2 separate regions of the Homo sapiens genome follow, and region 1 is linked to region 2. Evidence: read pairs that join two places in POLR2A ChIA-PET (ENCODE). Cell type or tissue: Panc1. All regions are shown on one strand. Links, peaks and the distances in the headings refer to the core of each region. The heading gives the core; the rest is flanking DNA.

Evidence for each region. Peaks named below come from ENCODE experiments on the same cell type or tissue, not always from the same donor. Only the 100,000 strongest peaks of a DNase experiment are listed, where the experiment ranks them.
Region 1: POLR2A ChIA-PET joins it to region 2 with 10 read pairs; 12 of 35 experiments call an interaction of 5 or more read pairs at or near these places.

Annotation. Positions count from the first base shown.
Region 1 is chr17:81,364,754-81,375,113 of GRCh38, reverse strand. LOC124904083 (a long non-coding RNA gene) reads right to left here and starts at 3,597. Exons shown (of 2, transcript XR_007065942.1): 1 at 3,463-3,597; 2 at 627-1,379. RefSeq lists enhancers at 8,500-9,085, 9,086-9,673. In Panc1, for the core only: no CTCF peak of the experiment used is centred there; a DNase peak (open chromatin) is centred at 9,179; H3K4me3 peaks cover 258 bases; H3K27ac peaks cover 476 bases.
Region 2 is chr17:81,499,317-81,510,947 of GRCh38, reverse strand. ACTG1 (actin gamma 1) reads left to right here. Exons shown (of 6, transcript NM_001614.5): 5 at 1-21; 6 at 115-977. The coding sequence ends at 258. Among named protein-coding and RNA genes, the nearest start is that of ACTG1, 7.7 kb to the left of the region's middle. RefSeq lists an enhancer at 10,332-11,055. In Panc1, for the core only: no CTCF peak of the experiment used is centred there; DNase peaks (open chromatin) are centred at 2,123 and 3,417; H3K4me3 peaks cover 2,204 bases; H3K27ac peaks cover 1,879 bases.

The DNA of each region.
Region 1 (10,360 bases), core at 2,151-10,150, 140 kb after region 2:
GTGTATTGCCCATTTTAAAAATTGGTTTGTTTATCTTTTTCTTATCAATTTGTAGGAGTTCTTGATATATTCTGGGCAGAAGGCCTTGGTGTAGAATCTATTAAGACACACCGAGGCGAACGGTACATTTGTCTGCAACTTACCTTTTGACTCTCTTGATGGTGTCTCAAAGTTGTTGATTTTAAGGAAGCCCAGTCTTTTATGTCGAGTCCCTTTGTGTTCTATGTTAGAAATCTTTGCTGACCACAGTGTCTTCTTCTTTTTCTTTTGAGACGGAGTCTCGCTTTGTCGCCCAGGCTGGAGTGCAGTGGCGCCATTTCAGCTCACTGCAACCTCCGCCTCCCAGGTTCAGGTGATTCTCCTGCCTCAGCCTCCCGAGTAGCTGGGATTACAGGCATGCGCCACCATACCCAGCTAATTTTTATATTTTTAGTAGAGACAGGGTTTCACCATGTTGGCCAGGCTGGTCTCAAACTCCTGACCTCAGGTGATCCGCCCACCTCGGCCTCCCAAAGTGCTGGGATGACAGGTGTGAGCCACTGTGCCTGGCCTGACCACAGTGTCTTGAAGAGATTTTGCTATGTTTTATTCTAGAAGCTTTGGGGCTTATTTTTCACACTTTGTTCTATGACTTATTTCATTTATTAGTATTATTTTTTGAGACAGAGTCTCCCTCTGTCACCCAGGCTGGAGTGCGGTGGTGCAATTTCAGCTCACTGCACCCTCTGCCTCCTGGGTTCAAACAATTCTTGTGCTTCAGCCTCCCGAGTAGCTGGGATTACAGGAGTGTGCCACCACGCCCGGCTAAGTTATGTATTTTTAGTAGAGACAGGGTGTCACCATGTTGGCCAGGCTGGTCTTGAACTCCTGGCCTGAAGTGATCCGCCCGCCTCAGCCTCCCAAAGTGCTGGGATTACAGGTGTGAGCCACCGTGCCCAGCCTGCTCTGTGACTCATTTTAAATTAATTGTGGGGATGGGGTCACTTTTTTCTGTCAGTGTCCAACTGATACTGGACACGTGGCAGGGAAAGGCCACCTCTTCCCCCTGCTCTGCAGGGGCCTTTGTTATAAATCGGCGTGGGGAAGGGGCCGCTTTCTGGACCCGCCCTTGGGTCCAGGGTCTCTTTGCTTATTCCTGCGCCAATCATGCAGGCCCCATACCGCTGTCAGCGCACGGGCTGGCTTCAGCAGAGGAGGCTCAGGGCCGGGCTGTGGGGCCTGGAGAGCTCATCTTGGTCTCTTGGGCCCCTAGGTCGGCTTGCTTGTCCTGACCATGGAGCACAGCTTCCTTGACAGCAGCCTCTGCAGTCATCCCAGGCCGACAGGCAGGCCTCGGCGCTCCAGACAGGGGCCCAGCCCGGGGCCAGTCTCCAAGTACCCTGTGGATGAGGAAGGAAGCAGCTCTCAGGGAAGGGGCACCCCATGGGTCAGCTGGCCGCCTGGTTCAGTCACCACATGGGCACACAGGGCCAGCATGGGTGCACAGGAGCTGGGACACGCCAAGCGCTGGCGCCTGCGTTGTTGAGGGTGCGCATAGCGGCTCGAGGGGCTGCAGTGTTCAACGGGGCAGCCAAGGTGACCTTGGAGTACAGTACTGCGGGCGAGGAGGAGGCATACAGCTGGGGGCATTTCTTTTTCTTTTCTTTTCTTTTTTTTTTTTTTGAGACGGAGTCTCTCTCTGTTGCCCAGGCTGGAGTGCAGTGGCGCAATCTCGGCTCACTGCAACCTCCGCCTCCCAGGTTCAGGCAATTCTCCTGCCTCAGCTTCCTGAGTAGCTGGGATTACAGGCGCCAGCCACCACGCCCAGCTAATTTTTGCATTTTTATTAGAGACGGGGTTTCACCGTGTTAGCCAGGATGGTCTCTATCTCCTGACCTCGTGATCCACCTACTTCAGCCTCCCAAAGTGCTGGGATTACAGGTGTGAGCCACCGCGCCCTGACTGGGGGGCATTTCTGACTGGGAGACTGTCAGGTACAAAGGCCCTGGGGCTTCCAGGAAGGAAAGGAGGCCACTGGGCCTTCAGTGGGGGCAGGAAATGGGGAGGGGAGGAGAGATGGGGTCAGAGGGTTCGAGCCAGTGGCTGGATTCCAGAGGTCCTGGAAGGCCGAGGGGAAGACTTTGGCTCTGGGACTGTGCCTTGGGGGGCCCGTGGAGGGCTTGGAGCCTGGGCTGCTTGCAGGGAGGGAACCAGAGGAGGTCCAAGTGGAGGGGATGCAGGGCCAGGGAGGAGGTGCTGGGTTGGGGAGGGAGCCGAGTGGCTGGGAAGGCCCGAGCTGGACATTGCCTGAATTTTGAAGACGCCCAGGATCTGTTGTGCGTGTTCTTGTGGGTGTGGGGAGCAAAGCCACATAGGAACACAGCCACAGGCCTGTACTCCTGGGGTGGGGGGGCCCCTCAATGAGATGGGTGCCAGAGGGCCAGCAGGTTCCACTGCAACTCAGGGCTCTGCGTGGCCATCTGCTGGGCTCAAGGAGGTCAGGCGGCCGGTTCGAGCAGGAGCATGTGAGGGACGCCTACTCGGCTTGGAGATGTGGACTCCGGAGCCTGCCGCAGAGCATGGAATGGGAAACTGGCGTGGGTGAGGTCATCTCAGGGACGCTGGGGACAGGATGGAGCTTCAGGAGGGAGGAGGGGCCGGGAAGCGGAGACCAGAGACACAGGAGTGCCTCCTGGAAGCCTCAAGAAGGGAGGTCCCACCAGGAAGGAGTCGTCCCTGGGTTGACTAAGAGGAGGCCGAGCAGTGTCCCTTGGAGCTGACACCGTGGAGGCCACGTGACCTGCACAGGCCCTGGTCCCCCCCACACTCAGGCTAAGTGCCCAGGCACAGGCCGGATCCCTCCCAGCCCGTGTGTGGCCACAGCCTCAGGGCCCCTTGCTGGAACAGCCTGTTCCCCCAGCCCCAGCCTCCAGAGAGTTTAGGGAACCCCCACCCTGTGCCTTCTGGGCCCATGGGCATTCCTGGCGGGTGGATCCCCTGAGGCCTCCCAGCCTGCACTGGAGGAGCCCTGCCCCATCCCGCTCCTGGGAGACCCCCCCCAAGCACCGACCCTGGGAGCAGAGAGTCCCCCTCACCCTGTGCCTCCCCAGGACACACACATAGCTGGGTCTGGGCCTTGGTGTCCTTGACTGTGCAACAGATGGCCACAGACTGGGCGCTTCAATGGCAGGAAGCTCTTTTCTTATGGATTGAGAGGCCAGAAGCTGGCCACCGACGTGCGGTGGTGTGGATCCTTCTGGAGGCTCTGCGGGGAGGCCTGTCGAGGCCTCTGTCCCAGCTTCAGGTGGTCTCCAATCTCTGCCTCACTCTTTTTTTGTATACATATTCTTTCTAAAATTGTATATTGTCAGGTGCGAAACTGAATGAAGTATTTCAGTAACTTGCCTGGTAACAAGACCCAGGTTTGAATTTGTCCATTTGACTTCATATATTCAAATGCCCTGCAAGCAAGCTAGCACTTACCCTCGAAATCAGCACCATTTTCAATTTTTCCTTTTTTTGGTGGGTGAGTGTTCTTCTCACTAGGAGTTGACAGATGAAAGCTGCCGGCGGGCGGTGCGGTCCCTCACTGTATACACGCCCCATAACTTCAGGCTCCTAAAATTTTATCTGGTTATTTTTTGAATTGTGGTTATATATATAATCTACCATTTTAACAATTTTTAAGTGCACGGCTCATTGGCATTGGGACTGTCTCAGTGTCTTTTTTTTTTTTTTTTTTGAGACGGAGCCTTGCTCTGTCACCCAGGCTGGAGTGCAGTGGCACGATCTCGGCTCACTGCAATCTCCGCCTGCAGGGTTCAAGTGATTCTCCTGCCTCAGCCCCCTGAATAACTGGGAGTGCAGGTGCACACCACCATGCCCAGCTAATTTTTGTATTTTTAGTAGAGACGGGGTTTCACCATGTTGGCCAGGATGGTCTCAATCTCTTGACCTCGTGATCCGCCCGCCTCAGCCTCCCAAAGTGCTGGGATTTACAGGTGTGATCCACCGCGCCCGTCCTCAGTGTCTCACTCTTAGAAGGACACCAGGCACTGGATTAGGGCCCACTCTACTCCAGTCTGACTTCATCTTAGCTTGATTATAGCTGCAAAGACCATATTTCTTTTTCTTTCTTTCTTTCTTTTTTTTTTTTTTTTTGAGGTGGAGTTTTGCTCTTGTTGCCCAGGCTGGAGTGCAATGGCGTGATCTCAGCTCACCGCAACCTCTGCCTCCTGGGTTCAAGTGATTCTCCTGCCTCAGCCCGAGTAGCTGGGATTACAGGCATGCGCCACCACGCCCAGCTAATTTTTTGTATTTTTAGTAGAGAGGGGGTTTCTCCATGTCGGTCCAGCTGGTCTCAGACTCCCAACCTCAGGTGATCCGCCGGTCTCAGCCTCCCAAAGTGCTGGGATTACAGGCGTGAGCCACCACGCCCGGCTGACCCTATTTCTAGATAAGGTCACATTCACAGATATGAGGGCACCAGGACTTGGACATATTTGGGGGGCACAATTCCACCTTCTGAGTCAGGCTGGAGTGAAGGGGATGGATGACACTCTGGGCCGGTTCCTGACTCTGGCAGGCAGCGACGTCAATTATGATATCACAAACTCTCAAAGTCCATTTCAGGAAGGGCTGCCTGCTTCTGGCAGAGATGGCTGGCTTAGCCCTGTCCCCCGCACCCCTGCCCCCTAGGCCAGCACCACCTCTCCTTCCTCTTCCCCTAGGACCTGGCTGCCTCTAGCATGTGCCTGACCCCATAGGGCACTGCAGTTTCCATCCAGATGTGTCTGTCCCTGGCTCCAGTAGGTTCCCGGGCACCCTGAGGATTTTTTTTTTTTTTTTTCAGATAGAGTCTCGCTCTGTCACCAGACTGGAGTGCAGTGGCACAATCTCGGCTCACCACAACCTCCGCTTCCCGGGTTTAAGTGATTCTCCTGCTCAGCCTCCCGAGTAGCTGGGATTACAGGTATGTGCCACCATCCCCGGCTAATTTTTGTATTTTTAGTAGAGACGGGGTTTCACCATGTTGGCCAGGCTGGTCTTGAACTCCTGACCTCAGGTGATCTACCCACCTTGGCCTCCCAAAGTGCTGGGATTACAGGCATGAGCCACCGCGCCTGGCCAACCCTGAGGATCTTTGCTCTGGGACCCAGCCTTGAGAGGGTTTGTTTTGAAGGAGAAGGTTTAGAAAACAGGAGAGGAGCCTTGAGGAAAAGAAAGGGTAAGAGGCTTGAGGGTCGGAGGCCAGGCAGGCTCTGGGGTGTCAGGGACCAGGGGCCCAGGAACTGAGGCTCAGCGACTTCCCCAGGTATCTAGAGCGAGGCTCCCCAGGAGCAGGGCTAGAGGCTCTGTCTGCAACAGGTCCCGGGACCCCACAGGAAACCACCTTCTCCCAGATCTGCCTGTGCCCTTGGGTGACCAGGTAGCTCCCGGCCCTGCTGAGCCTCATTTGAAAATCAGACTTGGCCAGGAGGGGTGGCTCACGCCTGTTATCCCAGCACTGTGGAGGCCAAAGCAGGCAGATCATGAGGTCAGGAGTTCAAGACCAGCCTGGCCAAGATGGTGAAACCCTGTCTCTACTAAAAATACAAAAATTAGCCAGGCGTGGTGGCAGGTGCCTGTAGTCCCAGCTACTCAGGAGGCTGAGGCAGAAGAATCACCTGAACCTGGGTGGTGGAAGTTGTGGTGAGCTGAGATCGCCATTGCACTCCAGCCTGGGCGACAGAGTGAGACTGTCTCAAAAAAAAAAAGAAAATCAGACTAAGCCGGGCACGGTGGCACATGCCTGTAATCCCAGCATTTTGAGAGACCGAGGCAGGAGGATTGCTTGAGCTTAGAAGTTCAAGACCAGCTTGGGCAATGTAATGCCCCCATCTCTACAAAATAAAAACAAAAAATTATCTGAGTGTGGTGGCACGTACCTGTAGTTCCAGCTATTCCAGAGGCTGAGGCGGGAGGACCGCTTGAGCCCAGGAGGTTGAGGCAGCATTAAACGCTGATCTCACCATAGCAGTCCAGCCTGGACAACAGAGTGAGACCCTATCTCAAAAAAACAAAGAAAGAAGAAAATTGGACTCACATGAGTCTCTCTCAGGGGGTGCCTGGGAGAATGAGGGGGTCATCGGTGCCCAGCAGTGACCGGGAGCAGGGCCAGCCATGAGGAGGCACTGGCGGCCACCACGCCAGGGTCAAAGAAGGGCTCACTGAGGTCCACCAGGCCCATGCTGGGGACCACAAGACACACCCTCTGGGCATTTCTCTTGTGTTTTGTGTGTCCTCGCCAAGTCGGCCGAGGGACCCCCATCTGGATGCGAGCTCCTCGACGGCCCGTTTCTCTGGAGCCTTCTCATCCGGCCCCCCAGGGTTTCTGTGAAGGCAGATCATGGCCGGGAAGCTCCAGAGCAAGGCTGTGCATGTGAAGAGCCAGCCCAGAAAGGGCTCACAGCTGCCCCAGGACCTCCAAGCCTCCTGGTCTCCCCAGAGAAGGCCTGGGGGCGCGAGGGACCTTGGGCTCTGGCGAGGGTCCTCTGCCACCCCTCTGTACCCTGCCTCCCCGCTAAGGCTGCCATGGGCCCACTGGGCACAGAGAGCAGAGCTGCCCCTGGACCTTGGGGCTCTGTGCTCCCTGTCCACCCCCAGCAGGGCACCGGTGCATCACAGAGCTCCAGCCTGAGCCTGCGTCCAACATGGAGAAGGAAGTCCCAGAGCCTTGGTCGGTGGGACCCAGGGCCCACCCTTCCTGCACCACCTCGTTCTGCAGACCTACACACTGGGACACCATCACGAGCCCTGAACTCCAGAGCAGACCCAGCAGGGCCGGGAGCGCAGAGCCTGGACAGCGGCCACCTGGTTCTCCCGATGCTGCTCAGTGAAGGCAGCAGCAGGACCAGATCAGTCCCACCTGAGAACGGCCACCGGGGCCGTCTGTTGAAAGGTGGCTTGGACGGGCGTGGTGGCTCACGCCTGTAATCCCAGCACTTTGGGAGGCCAAGGAGGGTGGATCACTTGAGGTCAGGAGTTGGAGACTAGCCTGGGCCAACATGGTGAAACCCCATCTCTACTAAAAATACAAAAATTAGCCAGGCGTGGTGGTGCACGCCTGTAATCCCAGCTACTAGGAAGGCTGAGGCAGGAGAATTGCTTAAACCCGGGAGGCGAGATCGCGCCGCTGCACTCCATCCAGTCTGGGTGACAGAGCGAGATTCCATCTCCAAAAAAAAAAAAAAAAAAGGAGGCTGGGCACGGGGGCTCACGCCTGTAATCCCAGCACTTTGGGAGGCTGAGGCGGGCAGATCATGAGGTGAGGAGATGGAGACCATCCTGGCCAACACGGTGAAACCCCGTCTCTACTAAAAATAGAAAAAATTAGCCAGGCGTGGTGGCGGGCGCCTGTAGTCCCAGCTACTCAGGAGGTTGAGGCAGGAGAATGGCATGAACCTGGGAGGCGGAGCTTGCAGGGAGCTGAGATCGCACCACTGCACTCCAGCCTGGGTGACAGAGTGAGAGTCCGTCTCAAAAAAAAAAAAAAGAAAGAAAGAAAGGTGAGCCCTGGGCTGTCCTGCTAGGTAATCCCACCAGCCCTGAGGCAGCCACCATGATGCTGCTGTCCAAATGAGCACCAGAGGTCCCTCGTCCAAGGCCCCCCAGCTGTGGACAGAGCCCAGGCAGCCTGACTCAAACACTGCACCTGCTGGCTTTGGGGTTGCCACGTGGGAAAGTGCCACACGAGGTGGGCGGGGCCTCCCCAGGGGTGCAGTCTGGGACCAATGGCCTGGCCGGCTGGTCTCTGCATGGTCCACGCGCTCGGCTGCACTTGGTTCTGAGGTCTCAAATACACATCGATGCCTCAGTGGTGGTTTCCACCACCTTCCTTCTTACCACCACCCGCTCCTCGTTGTGGGCCCTGGACTCGAGGCCAGTTGGGGAAGCCTGGGCTTGGGGAAAGGGGCATTGTGGGGGTGTCTAGGTGTCCTAGCGTCCAGATGTCCAGGCTCCAAGTGTTCAGACGCCTGGGTTCCCAGGTGTCCAGACGTCCAGGTCCTGCTTGGACTGTCACCTCCTTCCGGGACATAGACCCTGCATTCATAGAGTGGGGGCCCCATGAACCTCCAGCTTCTGATTGACATCTAATTTCCAGATGAGGTCATCCTGAACTTAGGCTGGGCCCTAAATCCGATGACACTTAGGCATCGGAGAAAGGGAAAGCCAGAGGATGACTGAGACCCAGAGCGGAGAAGGCGCGTGGAGGTGGAGGCAGAGGCTGGAGCCATGCGGGGCTGCAAGTCCAGGAGCACCTGTGGCCCCCAGAAGCTGGAAGAGACCAGGAAGGATTCCCCCAACCCCGCCTCCCCGGGCGCCTCCAGAGGGAACACGGCCCTCAGGCACCTTGATTCTGGACTTGCGGCCTCCAGGCCTGTGAGAGAATGGAATTTTGTTGTTTTACATGAACAACTTTGTAGAAATTTGTGACAGCAGTTTAGGAAGGTAAAACAACACTGCTTTTACACCTCAAAGGCATAGAAGGTTATACAGTGCAGGGACCCTCCAGGCACCATTCCCCTCCCATCTGGTTTTAGCAAAGTCCCACACACAGCATGGGGGTGGCACCTCACCTTTGTCCCGGAGCAGCACCTAGAAAGTCTTTAACCACTTGTCCACGTAATCTCCTTCTTCTCGATGGCTACCAGGCTGCATGGCCTCGGCTCACCTCTCCCTTACCCAGCCGCCCCCTCCCAGGCATTTAGCCTGTGTCCAGCCCCAGGAGCCGCCGGCACCTTCCCACAAATGTCCTGCCTCTACATCGTGGCACCCTGGTGGGACTCGGTGGTGGGAGAGATCCCTGGAAGTAGAATTGCTGGGTGAAGAGCATTTTATTGGTTGAGGGTGGCTGGATGAGTCTCTCCAGCAGTCACAGGCACCTCCCTTCCCACCCCCAGCTGGACGACTTCACAGGAAGGACTGAAGAACGGGGGGCCTGCAGCCCAGGGCAGGCCTGGCTGTGGCACCTGGCACACGGGGTTTCCTGTGGGGCTGGCACTCACCACAGCCCCTGCCCACGGGTTGGAGCGCTCTGGCAGCAGGACTCTGTGGCCATGAAGGCGGGAGGGAGGGCTTGGCTCGCTCCCCAGGCGTGTTGATGGACACGCAATTAACCTGCCTGTGGTTATGTTGGCACTGAACTGGAACAGGAAGTTAGCATATAAACCAGAGCCTTTCAAGTTATGACAAATTCATCAAACAAATGAACCCGTGAGCACAGAGGGCGGTGTGCGTCCAGCCTCTGTGCGCTCCGGTGGAGATAAGCGTCCACTCTGCTGGGAGGACCAAGGCCCTTTCCAGCCTTTCCCCTGAGCTCCAGGCCCGTGTCTTTCTGGCCCCAAACAGAACCATGCCCGGGGCAGAGACGGGGGCTGGTCTGGAGCAGACACAGGCAGGTGGTCACGTCCCACCAGTGACTCCACACATCTCTCTGGGCCTCAATTTCCCCAGCTCTCTGGGGAGAGGCCGCTTCCATGATTGGCCCGGCAATGTCTGATTTCCCTTCTGAGTTCCAGACGCCAGCTTTGACCCAGTCCTGCTAAAACCCGACAGCATCCCAGCTGACCCTGCTGTGAGAGCAGCTTCCAGAGCCGGTTCCCTCCTGGGGCGGCGTGCTTAGCAACACCCAGGGGGCAGCCCTCCCTGGCCTCCGTGCCAGCCTGTGCTCAGCGATGGTGCTTATCGGGCCGGGGAGTGTCCTTTAAGTCAGGGGTCCCCAACCCCTGGGCCACGGACCTGTTGGTGTCCTGTTAGGAACCGGACTGCACGTCAGCAAGTGAGCTGCGGGTGAGTAAGCGTCCCCGCCTGAGCTCCGCCTCCCGTCAGATCAGCGGTGGCGTTGGATTCTCATAGGCGCGGAACCTGAGAACCCTATTGTGAACTGCGTGTGTGAGGGATCTGGGCTGCACCCTTCTTATGAGACTCTAATGCCTGATGATCTGAGGTGAAACAGTTTCATCCCGAAACCACCACCACCCTCACTGCCCATGGAAAGATTGCCTTTCACGAAACCCATCCTGGGTGCCAAACAGGTTGGGGACCGCTGCTTTAAGTTGTAAGCCCAGCACAGGTTTCTAAATGGCCCCACGCTGCGGCAGAGCTGGGACGGCGGCCTCCAGGCAGGGGCGCCTGCAGGTGCCCGTTCAGGTGGGGGCCTCTGGTCAACCCCTTCACTGGATATGAAGGAACTGAGCCTGGGAGCTCTTGGCTCTCACTCAGGGTTACTCAGCTCACACTGCGGGCAGCGCTGGGACTGGGGGAAGCCCCCTCGCAGACCTCCTGGGCAGCCCAGGAAGAGCCGCTCTGGCCTTCCCAGCCTGTTGGACCCGAGACCTCA
Region 2 (11,631 bases), core at 201-8,200:
CCCAGCACCATGAAGATCAAGGTGAGTCGAGGGGTTGGTGGCCCTCTGCCTGGCTCGGGAGAGCTGACTGGGGGGCGCTCTGTGAGCTGAAGCCGTGCCTGGCTGTCTTTGCAGATCATCGCACCCCCAGAGCGCAAGTACTCGGTGTGGATCGGTGGCTCCATCCTGGCCTCACTGTCCACCTTCCAGCAGATGTGGATTAGCAAGCAGGAGTACGACGAGTCGGGCCCCTCCATCGTCCACCGCAAATGCTTCTAAACGGACTCAGCAGATGCGTAGCATTTGCTGCATGGGTTAATTGAGAATAGAAATTTGCCCCTGGCAAATGCACACACCTCATGCTAGCCTCACGAAACTGGAATAAGCCTTCGAAAAGAAATTGTCCTTGAAGCTTGTATCTGATATCAGCACTGGATTGTAGAACTTGTTGCTGATTTTGACCTTGTATTGAAGTTAACTGTTCCCCTTGGTATTTGTTTAATACCCTGTACATATCTTTGAGTTCAACCTTTAGTACGTGTGGCTTGGTCACTTCGTGGCTAAGGTAAGAACGTGCTTGTGGAAGACAAGTCTGTGGCTTGGTGAGTCTGTGTGGCCAGCAGCCTCTGATCTGTGCAGGGTATTAACGTGTCAGGGCTGAGTGTTCTGGGATTTCTCTAGAGGCTGGCAAGAACCAGTTGTTTTGTCTTGCGGGTCTGTCAGGGTTGGAAAGTCCAAGCCGTAGGACCCAGTTTCCTTTCTTAGCTGATGTCTTTGGCCAGAACACCGTGGGCTGTTACTTGCTTTGAGTTGGAAGCGGTTTGCATTTACGCCTGTAAATGTATTCATTCTTAATTTATGTAAGGTTTTTTTTGTACGCAATTCTCGATTCTTTGAAGAGATGACAACAAATTTTGGTTTTCTACTGTTATGTGAGAACATTAGGCCCCAGCAACACGTCATTGTGTAAGGAAAAATAAAAGTGCTGCCGTAACCAATGAATGGCTCCTGTTTGGGGAAGTAGCAAGTGGGCTGGGAAAGACAGACCAACCTGGAAGTATTGGGTAGTCTTGGGGGTGGGGGCGGTGGGTGCTGCTCAGCTTGGCTTCGTGGGCTGGTGAGAAAACGGCTTAACAATAAACTGAGCAGTTCGATTTCTTCCAAATCGAAAGTGCAAGAACAAGGCAGCCTAGTGGGTTTGGGTGTTGGAGATAACTGAAGCAACATCATAAGCAGGCTGGGAGGGAAGTCCTGAGACGGCTTTTTCCATTATTTAGGAAAAACTAGATGACTTGACATCTTGGGTAAATATTTGGCATAAAATAACCACCTGAATCAGCAGGGGCCTGCCTTAGTTTCCCCCCAGCCCTCAGGTGGACGTGTGATATGAGATAGTTTTACTTTGTGTAAAGAGCGCAGCAGTCATGGAGTTGGCTAGTTACTGAATCCTGGAACTCAGTATCTACCAATAACGAGGGCCTCACCTGGTGTAAGAGGCTCAGCCAGTGCCCTTTGTACTTCAGCTTTTCTCCCCGCAGGTGCCAGGGGAGAGCCTCTGTAGATGGGATTGGGAGTCCAATGCATAGCTCCTCTGAACTGCTTACAGCTGCAGAAGTCATTTGGAGGTTGGGACAGGGAAGGAAGATCTCTACCAGTTGAAAAGAGATTTGGAACTATTTCATGTTAAGTCGGGTCAAGGGATCGTTCTGCTGTTGGAAGAGATTTTACTCAAGCAGAGGTGGTGGTGCTTCCTAGCTCCCCCTCCCATATGGGGATGGGGGAGAGGAGGCTCAAGCTTGGTGGGGGTCGGGGTGGAGGCAAACATAAATTGCAGAGAGCTTACTGAGCTCCAGGCTCCCACCCTACCTTGTTCTGTGACCTCACATCACAGCATGACTCTTCTCAGCGACTCTGATACCTGCAAAAGATAGAAATTCTCTTTGTCCTGTGAAGCATTGCACTTACAGGACAAACTGTGAGATGCTCATGGACACTGGGCATCAGCAAATGCACATTAAAACAAATTAGATGCCAGTTTGTGGCTATCAGATGAGCAGAAATCAGGAGATGGGTAGTTCTGAGCACTGGCCAGGGCATGGGGACCAGGGACAGTCACGCACTCTCGAAGCGTTGAAAGCTGCAGCTCTTCCGGAACTGCCCAGTGCAGGTTCCCTGGGCAACTTGGCAAGACCTTGTCTCTACAAATTTTTTTTTTTGAAACGCAGTTTCCCTCTGTTGCCCAAGCTGGAGTCCAATGGTGTGATCTTGGCTCACACCACAACCTCCGCCTCCTGGGTTCAAGCGATTGTCTTGCCTCAGCCTCCCGAGTAGCTGGGATTACAGGCATGCGCCACCACACCTAGCTAATTTTGTATTTTTAGTAGAGGCGGGGTTTCTCCATGTTGCTCGGGCTGATCTTGAACTCCCAACCGCAGGTGATTTGCTTGCCTTGGCCTCCCAAAGTGCTGGGATTACAGACGTGAGCCACCGCACCCAGCCAATTTTTTTTTTTTTTTTTTTGACATGGGGTCTTGCTCTGTCACCTAGGCTGGAGTGCAGTGGTGTGATCTCAGCTCACTGCAAGCTCCACCTCCCGGGTTCATGCCATTCTCCTGCCTCAGCCTCCCCAGCAGCTGGTACTACAAGTGCCCACCACCACACCTAGCTAATCTTTTCATATTTTTTAGTAGAGACGGGGTTTCACCGTGTTAGCCAGGATGGTCTCAATCTCCTGACCTCGTGATCTGCCCGCCTCAGCCTCCCAAGGTGCTGGGATTACATGTGTGAGCCAGCATGCCTGGCCCCAATTTTTTTTTTATTAGCTGAGCATGGTGGTGGCCTGCCTGTGGTCCCAGCTACTCAGGAGGCTGAGGAGAAAGGATCTCTTGATAGGAGTTTGAGGTTTGAGACTGCAGTGAGCTGTGATTGAGCCACTGCACTCTAGTCTGGGTGACACAGTGAGACCCTATCTCAAAAACAAACAAAAAAACCCCAAACCCCACAAAATTATGTCTGATAAGGATCTAGTATCCACAATATGTAAAGAACGCCTACAAATCAACAACAAAAAGAACCCAATTTAAAAATGAGCAAAGGACTTTATTTTCTCCCAAGCAGATATACACATGGCCAACCGGGAGATGAAAAAGATACTCAACATCATCAGGGGATCATTAGGGAAGTGCAAATCAAAATAACAGTGAGATATCACTTCACATCCAGTAGGATGGCCACAAAAAATAAAAAAAAAAAAAAAGGAAAATAGTGACAGTGAGGGCATGATGGCTCACACCTGTAATCCCAACACTTTGGGAGCCTTAGGCAGGCAGATCGCTTGAGCCCAGGAGTCCAAAACCAGCCTGGGCAACATGGCAAAATCCCACAACAAAAGATACAAAAAATTAGCCTGTCCTGGTGGCACACGCTTGTAGTAACCCAGCTACTCAGAAGGGTGAGGTGGGAGGATCACTTGAACCTGGGGAGATTGAGGTTGCAGTCAGCTGTGATTGAGCCACTGCACTCCAGCCTGGATGACAGAGCAAGACCCTGTCTCAAAAAAAAAAAAACAAAAAAAAAAACTGCTGGGAGCAGTGGCTCACACCTGTAATCCCAGCACTTTGGGAGGCTGAGGCTGGCAGATCACGAGGTCAGGAGAACAAGACCATCCTGGCTCTGTCATCCAGGCTGGAGTGCAGTGGTGCAATCTCAGCTCACTGCAGCATCTGCCTCCTGGGTTCAAGCGATTCTCTTGCCTCAGCTTCTCAAGTAGCTGGGATTATAGGTGTGTGCCACCACACCCAGCTGATTTTTGTATTTTTAATACAAACAGAATTTCGATACGTTGGCCAGGCTGGTCTTGAACTCCTGACCTCAGGTGATCCACCCTCCTTGGCCTCCTAAAGTGCTGGGATTACAGGCGTGAGCCACCGCACCCAGCCAATTGTACACTTTTTTTTGAGACAGAGTCTTGCTCTGTTGCCAGGCTGGAGTGCAGTGGTGTGATCTCGGCTCACTGCAACCTCTGGCCCCTGGGTTCAAGCGATTCTCCTGCCTCAGCCTCCCGAGTAGCTGGGACTACAGGCGTGTGCCTGTGTACCTGGTTAATTTTTGTATTTTTAGTAGAGACGGGGTTTCACCATGTTGGCCGGAATGGTCTTGATCCCCTGACCTCAGGTGATCTGCCTGCCTCGGCCTCCCAAAGTGCTGGGATCACAGGTGTGAGCCACTGCGCCTGGCCTGTACACTTTTAAACGATTAAAATGGTAACTTTTATGTTCCATATTTCTTTTTCTTTTTCTTTCTTTTTTTTTTCTTTTTTGAGATGGAGTGTCGCTCTTGTTGCCCAATTGGAGTGCAATGGCGCAATCTCAGCTCACCACAACCTCCACCTCCTGGGTTCAAGCGATTCTCCTGCCTCAGCCTCCCAAGTAGCTGGGATTACAGGCATGCGCCACCGCGCCCAGCTAATTTTGTATTTTCGGTAGAGATGGGGTTTCTCCATGTTGGTCAGTCTGGTCTCAAACTCCTGACCTCAGGTGATCCGTCCACCTCGGCCTCCCAAAGTGCTGGGATTACAGGCATGAGCCACCGCGCCCGGCTGCAACAGCAATATATTGACTCAGAGGAGGACAGGTGCTGCTGAAAGGGGCTGAGAGAATCTGATCCTGGCTCAGCACAGCTGGGGATTGGCCTCCTCCATGGCCTTTTGTTTGTTTGCTTTTGTGTTTTTTTTGGAGACAGCATCTCACTATGTTGCCCAGGCTGAACTCCTGGACTCAATGGTCCTCCTGCTTAGGCCTCCCAAAGTGCTGGGATTACAGGCATGAGCCACTGCACCCAGCCTAGGACTCTTTTTGAAAAAACAACCACAAGCTGGGCGCGGTGGCTCATTCCTGTAATCCCACCACTTTGGGAAGCCGAGACGGGCGGATCACGAGGTCAGGAGTTCAAGACCAGCCTGGCCAACATGGTGAAACCCATCTCTACTAAAAATACAAAAATTAGCCAGGCATGGTGGCGTGCGCCTGTAATCCCAGCTATTCCAGAGGCTGAGGCAGGAGAATTGCTTGAACCCACATGGCAGAGGTTGCAGTGAGCCGAGATTGAGCCACTGCACTCCAGCCTGGGTGACAGAGCAAGACTCTATCTCAAAAAAAAAAAAAAAAAAAAAAAAATCACAGTATCATGCCCCCACCCACCAATTATTGATCGATACTTAGTATCATCTAATGTCCAAATTTCCTTGGTTGTCTTAAATTTTTTGTTGTTGTTTTGTTTGTCTGTTTTTTTGGGGGGACAGGGTCTTGCTTTGTTGCCCAGGCTAGAGTGCAGTGGCACAATCACAGCTCACTGCAGCCTCGACTTCCTAGGCTCAAGCAATCCTCCCACCTCAGCCGCTTGAGTAGCTGGGACTACAGGCGTGCACCACCATGCCCAGATAATTTTTAAACTTTCTGTAGAGATGGGGTCTCCCTATGTTGCTTAGGCTGGTCTCAAGCTCCTGGTCTCAAGAGATCCTCTCACCTCAGCCTCCTAAAATGTGGCGATTACAGGTGTGAGCCACCATGCCCAGCCTTAAATTTCTTTCTTTTTTTTTTTTGAGACGGAGTCTCACTCTGTCACCCGGGCTGGAGTGCAGTGGTGTGATCTCGGCTCGCTGCAAGCTCCGCCTCCTGGGTTCATGCCATTCTCCTGCCTCAGCCTCCCGAGTAGCTGGGACTACAGGCGCCCACCACCACGCCCGGCTGGTGTATTTTTAGTAGAGACGGGGTATTTTTTTTGTATTTTTTTGTATTTTTTTTGTATTTTTAGTAGAGACGGGGTTTCACCGTGTTGGCCAGGATGGTCTCGATCTCCTGACCTCGTGATCCACCCGCCTCGGCCCCCCAAAGTGCTGGGATTACAGGCGTGAGCCACCGCGACCCACCTAAATTTCTTTTAACGGTTGGTTTCCAATCATTGCACTTGGCCACTATGTCTCTTAAATCTCTTTTAACCGCGGGATTTACCCTCTTTCATTTTTCTCCTTTCAGGTTATTTGTGGAAGAAGGCAGGTCTTTTGTTCCAAAGGGTTCCACCTGTCTGGATTTTGCTGATTTCGTCCTTGTGGTTGATGTGGCACGTTCCTCAACCCTTATATTTCCTATAGTCAGTTAGCTCTAGGTGTAAATGTCCAAACTGGTCTGTTTAATCTCATTCAGGTTGATTTTTTTAGCAAGAAGATGACCACAGGGTGGGTGCAACTTCATGGAGAGGGAAAGAGTCCCACAGAGCCTGATGTTGTGATATTAGCAGCCATTGGAAATCCCTGCCAGGACCTGCTATTTCATTAGTGGTTACAAATTATTCTCCCCCTCCACTCCCCTCCCCTCCCTCTTTTCTCCTCTCCTCCTCTCCCTCCCTCCCTCCTTCTCTCCTTCCCTCCTTCCCTCCCTCCCTTTCTTTTTTGATGGAGTCTCACTCTCTCGCCGCTGGAGTGCGGCCTCCGCCTCCAGTTTCCAGCAATTCTCCTGCCTCAGCCTCCTGAGTAGCTGGGACTATAGGCGCCCACCACCACGCCTGGCTAATTTTTTTTTTGTATTTTTAGTAGAGATGGGATTTCACCGTGTTAGCCAGGATGGTCTTGATCTCCTGACCTCGTGATCTGCCTGTCTCGGCCTCCCAGAGTGCTGGGATTACAGGCGTGAGCCACTGCGCCTGGCCTATTTCTTTCTTTTTTTTAATGGAGTTTTGCTCTTGTTGCCCAGACTGGAGTCCGGTGGTGTGATCTCGGCTCACTGTAACCTCCACCTTCTGGGTTCAAGCGATTCTCCTGCCTCAGCTTCCCAAGTAGCTGGGATTATAGGTGCCCACCACCATGCCCCACTAATTTTTGTATTTTCTGTAGAGCCAGGGTTTCACCATGTTGGTTGGCCAGGCTGGTCTTGAACTTCTGACCTCAGGTGATCTGCCCACCTTGGCCTTCCAAAGTGCTGGGATTACAGGCATGAGGCACTGCACCTGGCCTTTTCTTTTCTTTTCTTCTTTTCTTTCCCTTTCTCCCTCCCTTTCTTCTCCCTTCCTTCCTTCCTTCCCTTCTTTCTTTCCCTCCCTCCCTCCCTTCTTTCTTTTTCTTTTTTCTTTCTTTCCTTTTTTCTCTCTTTCTTTTCTTTCTCCTCTTTCTTTCTTGCTTGCTTTCTTTCTTGCTTGCTTTCCTTCTTCCTTTCCTCTTTCCTTTCTTTCTTTCTTTTCTTCTTTCCAGGGTCTTGCTCTGTCACCCTGGCTGGAGTGCAGTGGCAATAGAGGCTCACTGTAGCCTTGACCTCAGGGGCTCAAGCAATCCTCCCACCTCAGTCTCCCTAGTAGCTAGGACCAGCACGCCTGGTTAATGGTTTTCTAATTCTATCCTTCCTTTTTTTTCTTTTTGAGATGGAGTCTCGCTCTGTCGCCCAGGCTGGGGTGCAGGGGCGCGATCTCGGCTCACTACAAGTTCCGCCTCCTGGGTTCACACCATTCTCCTGCCTCAGCCTCCCGAGTAGCTGGGACCACAGGCGCCCGCCACCACGCCTGGCTAATTTTTTGTATTTTTACTAGAGACGGGGTTTCACAGTGTTAGCCAGGATGGTCTCGATCTCCTGACCTCGTGATCCGCCCGCCTCGGCCTCCCAAAGTGCTGGGATTACAGGTGTAAGCCACCGCGCCCAGCCTGTTTTCAATATCTTAAATGCCATTCAGCTTAGTTAACAGAAACTTCTGGAAGGGATGCCTGCTCTGAGAAGTGTCACACGTGCTGGGGGACTTCAGGGCACTCCTGAAAGGGCTCCCCTTCCCCAGGATCCCTGGGTCCTGATGGTAGGCAGAGGTGGAGGATGTTCTCCAAGCCGAGCCTTCCTGCAGCTTTCAGAGCCTGTCCACACCACCGGCATCCCTCTACCCAGACCAATTTTCCCCGGCAGGAGATGGACATTGTGTTTATTGGATGCAATTTCAAACCCCTTTCATGTTTTCATAGAGGATGGAGACCAAGGGGGAAGTTCAGTGGTTCACGTTGGCAAATCCTGGCTCCGATGACTGAGAGATTTTCTGACTTACAGGACCCTTGCTTGGTTGGAGGTGGGTCCTAAACATCAGAGCCAGAGACAGCTGTGGGCAGGTGTTTTCCTCTGTGCAGCACGTGGGCCAAGTGCTGGGGCTGCCTGCTGTACACAGAGCACCTCGTGGCCTCCCATGGCTCCCTTCAGCTATGCTTGGCCTGCCCGCCTGCTGGTGGTCGTTTGGAATCCTTTCCTGCTGGAAAGGATGTGTCCCCGTGCTGTCCAGCTCCCTGCTGGCGGCCCTTCTCAGGGTGCCCTCCAGAGAGGACTGCCGTGGTGCATACTTCACACATGATGCAGCATCATGGTCTATGTGAATGGCATCCCCTGCAGTTGTGCAGTGCACCACCTGTGCAGCCGTCCACAGCATCCCCACACAGCCCAGTCCTCTCCCGGGAAGCACGCCTTCCTCCACTTCCACCCTCTGTTACTCGTCCATCTCCCTCCCCGATATGCAGGATTAAAAAAAAATTTCTTTCTTTTTTTTTTTTTTTTTTTTTTGAGACAGAGTTTTTGCTCTGTTGCCCAGGCTGGAATGCAATAGTGCAGTCTCAGCTCACTGCAACCTCTGCCTCCTGGGTTCAAGCGATTCTCCTGCCTCAGCCTCCCAAGTGGCTGGGATTACAGGCATCCACCACCACACCCAGATAATTTTTATATTTTTAGTAGAGATGGGGTTTCACCATGTTGGCCAGGCTGGTCTTGAACTCGTGACCTCAGTTGATCCACCCTCCTTGGCCTCCCAAAGTGCTAGGATTACAGGTGTGAGCCACCACGCCCAGCCCCCCAAAAAATTTGTTTTAGATTATGGTAAAACATGCATAACACAAAATTGATCATTTTAATGGTGTTGAAGTGTACAGTCATTACGTCACAAAGCTGTGCCTCTATTACCACATGTTCAGAATTCTTTCATCTTCCCAAACTGAAACTCTACAACTATTTTCTTTTATTTTTTTGAGACGGAGTCTTGCTCTGTCACTAGGCTGCAGTGCAGTGGCACGATCTCGGCTCACTGCAACCTCCGCCTCCCGGGTTCAAGGGATTCTCCTGCCTCAGCCTCCCAAGTAGCTGGGACTACAGGCATGCACCAACACATCTGGCTACTTTTTGTATTTTTAGTAGAGACAGGGTTTCACCATGTTGGCCAGGCTGGTCTCAAACTCCTGACCTCAGGCAATCCTCCCACCTCGGCCTCCCAAAGTACTGGAATTACAGGCGTGAGCCACCATGCCGACTGAAACTCTATATCTATTAAACAACAATTTTCTTCCTTTTTTTTTTTTTTCTTTTTTTGGACAGGGTCTTGCAGTGTAACATAAGCCATAGTGAACTGGCATAATCACAGTTGACCACAGCCTCAACCTCCCTGACTCCAGCAATCTGCCCATCTCAGCCTCTGGAGTAGCTGGGACCACAGGCGTGTGCCACCACGCCTGGCTAATTTAATTTATTTACTTTTATTTATTTATTTTTTAGAGACAGGGTCTCACTTTGTTGCCCATGCTGAAGTGCAGTGGTGCAAGCTCAGTCACTGGCTGGGCTCAGGTGATCTTCCCACCTCGGCCTCCTGAGTAGCTGGGAATACAGGTGCATGCCACCAAGCCCGGCTAATTTTTTGGTATTTTTAGGAAAGACGAGGTTTCACCGTATCACTCAGGCTGGTCTCGAGCTCCTGAACTCAAGCAATCTGCCTGCCTTGGACTCCCAAAGTGCTGAGACTACAGGCATGAGCCACTGCGCCCGGCCAATTTTATTTATTTATTTATTTTATAGAGATGGGGTCTTGCCATGTTGCCCAGGCTGGTCTCCAACTCTTGGGCTCAACCAGTCCTTCTGCCTCTGCCTTCCAAAGTGTTGGTGTTGGGATTACAGATGTGAGCCACCACACCTTCCTTCCTTTTTTTTTTTTTTGAGACAGATTCTCCATCATCCAGGCTGGAGTGCAGTGGCGTGATCTCAGGCTCACTGCAACCTCTGTCTCTCTTTTTTTTTTTTTTTTTTTTTTTTTTGAGATGGAGTGTCACTCTGTTGCCAAGGCTGGAGTGCAGTGGCACGATCTCGGCTCACTGCTACCTCCGCCTCCCGGATTCAAGTGATTCTCCTGCCTCAGCCTCCTGAGTAGCTGGGACTACAGGTGCCCACCACCACATCTGGATAATTTTTGTATTTTTAGAAGAGCCGGGGTTTCACCATGTTGGCCAGGCTGGTCTCCAACTCCTGACCTCAAGTGATCCACCTGCCTCACCCTCTGGGTTGGGATTACAGGCGTGAGCCACCGTGCCTGGCCCTTCCTTTTTAAAGCTGAGAAATACTGCAGTATATGTCTATACTACATTCTGCTTGTGAAGTATGTGTTCCAGGGCCTGCCTGCAGTTCTCTGGGGTCTGTGGCCGGCGTGGACTGCTGGTCATAGGGTCATTCTGTGCACCTTTCTGAGGAACCAACAGTTCTCCACAGCAGCTGCCTCATCTTGCATTCCCATCGGCAGTGGACAAGAGTTCCAGTTGCTTCACATCCTCAGTGGCACTTGTTTTCTATATTTTGGATAATTGCCACCCTGGCGGGTGTGCTGCAAGCCCCTGAGGACAGGCTGACCTGCTCACCGGGCCACCCACCCCTCATCCGGGACCTACCAGGCTCAGATGGAGCCTCCCAGGAAATAGCTGAGATTCCTCTGAACGAACAAACAGACTCCATGCAGCCTTTCAGGCTCTTAAGACCCAGCTGCCCAGGGACACACTTAGCTTGGAGTTTAGGGAGCAGAACAGAACAGGAAGGGACAGGAGGCCTGTCTGCCCCCTGGCAGGACGGGTGGTCCAGAGGAGCCCGGGACCTTCAGGCATGGAGGCCTACCTAGGATAAACGGATACCTGGGCTCAACCCACTTGGAGAACTTCAGCCTAGAGGGTCCCCGGCTCCAGAACCTGCAGCCAGGGTGGCAGGGCTGTTGGCAGCCTGGCTTCCCTACCAGTGCCCGAGGGGCTCTGCTCCTCCCACGGCGGTTCCCCAGACAGATGCTCAGAAGAAAGCCAATGCATGCCCCAGCTGTGGCTCAGCAGTGGGGTCTCCACCTCCGAGGCCCAACAGAGGCCCTCCCTGTCCTCTCGCCATGGCCCCCTGCTGCTCCTCACTGCCTAGGGTGGCCTGGACCTGGTCGCCCAGGCAAGCGTCCAGCTTCTCTCCTGGGGCGGAGGGTCGGGGGACTGAGGGGTGATGTCTGTCCGAGCTGGGCTCCCACACTGGGGCTCATCCCGTGGGACCCCCACTTTGCATGGCCGAGGGCTGGAGGGGCTACGAGGCCCGCGGGATCAGAGTCGGCCTGGGTCCCAGCCAAGGCCCATTTCCCGACTCTCCTGGCCCGGGTCGGCACCCGGATTTGTGGCGTCCCCTCCCCTCGTGGCTGCAGGACCGCAGGGCTGCCTGGGGAGGCCTGGCCAGGCCCTGCCCTCTCTGGGCTGCTCCCTCCCCAGATCCTGGACACGTCCAGCTCAGCTCCGTGGCGCTAATAAGCCCCTAGCCGGGGTGCGGCAGGCGGGGGTCACAGAGAAGCTGCGGGGCTGGGCGTGGGCAGAGCGCG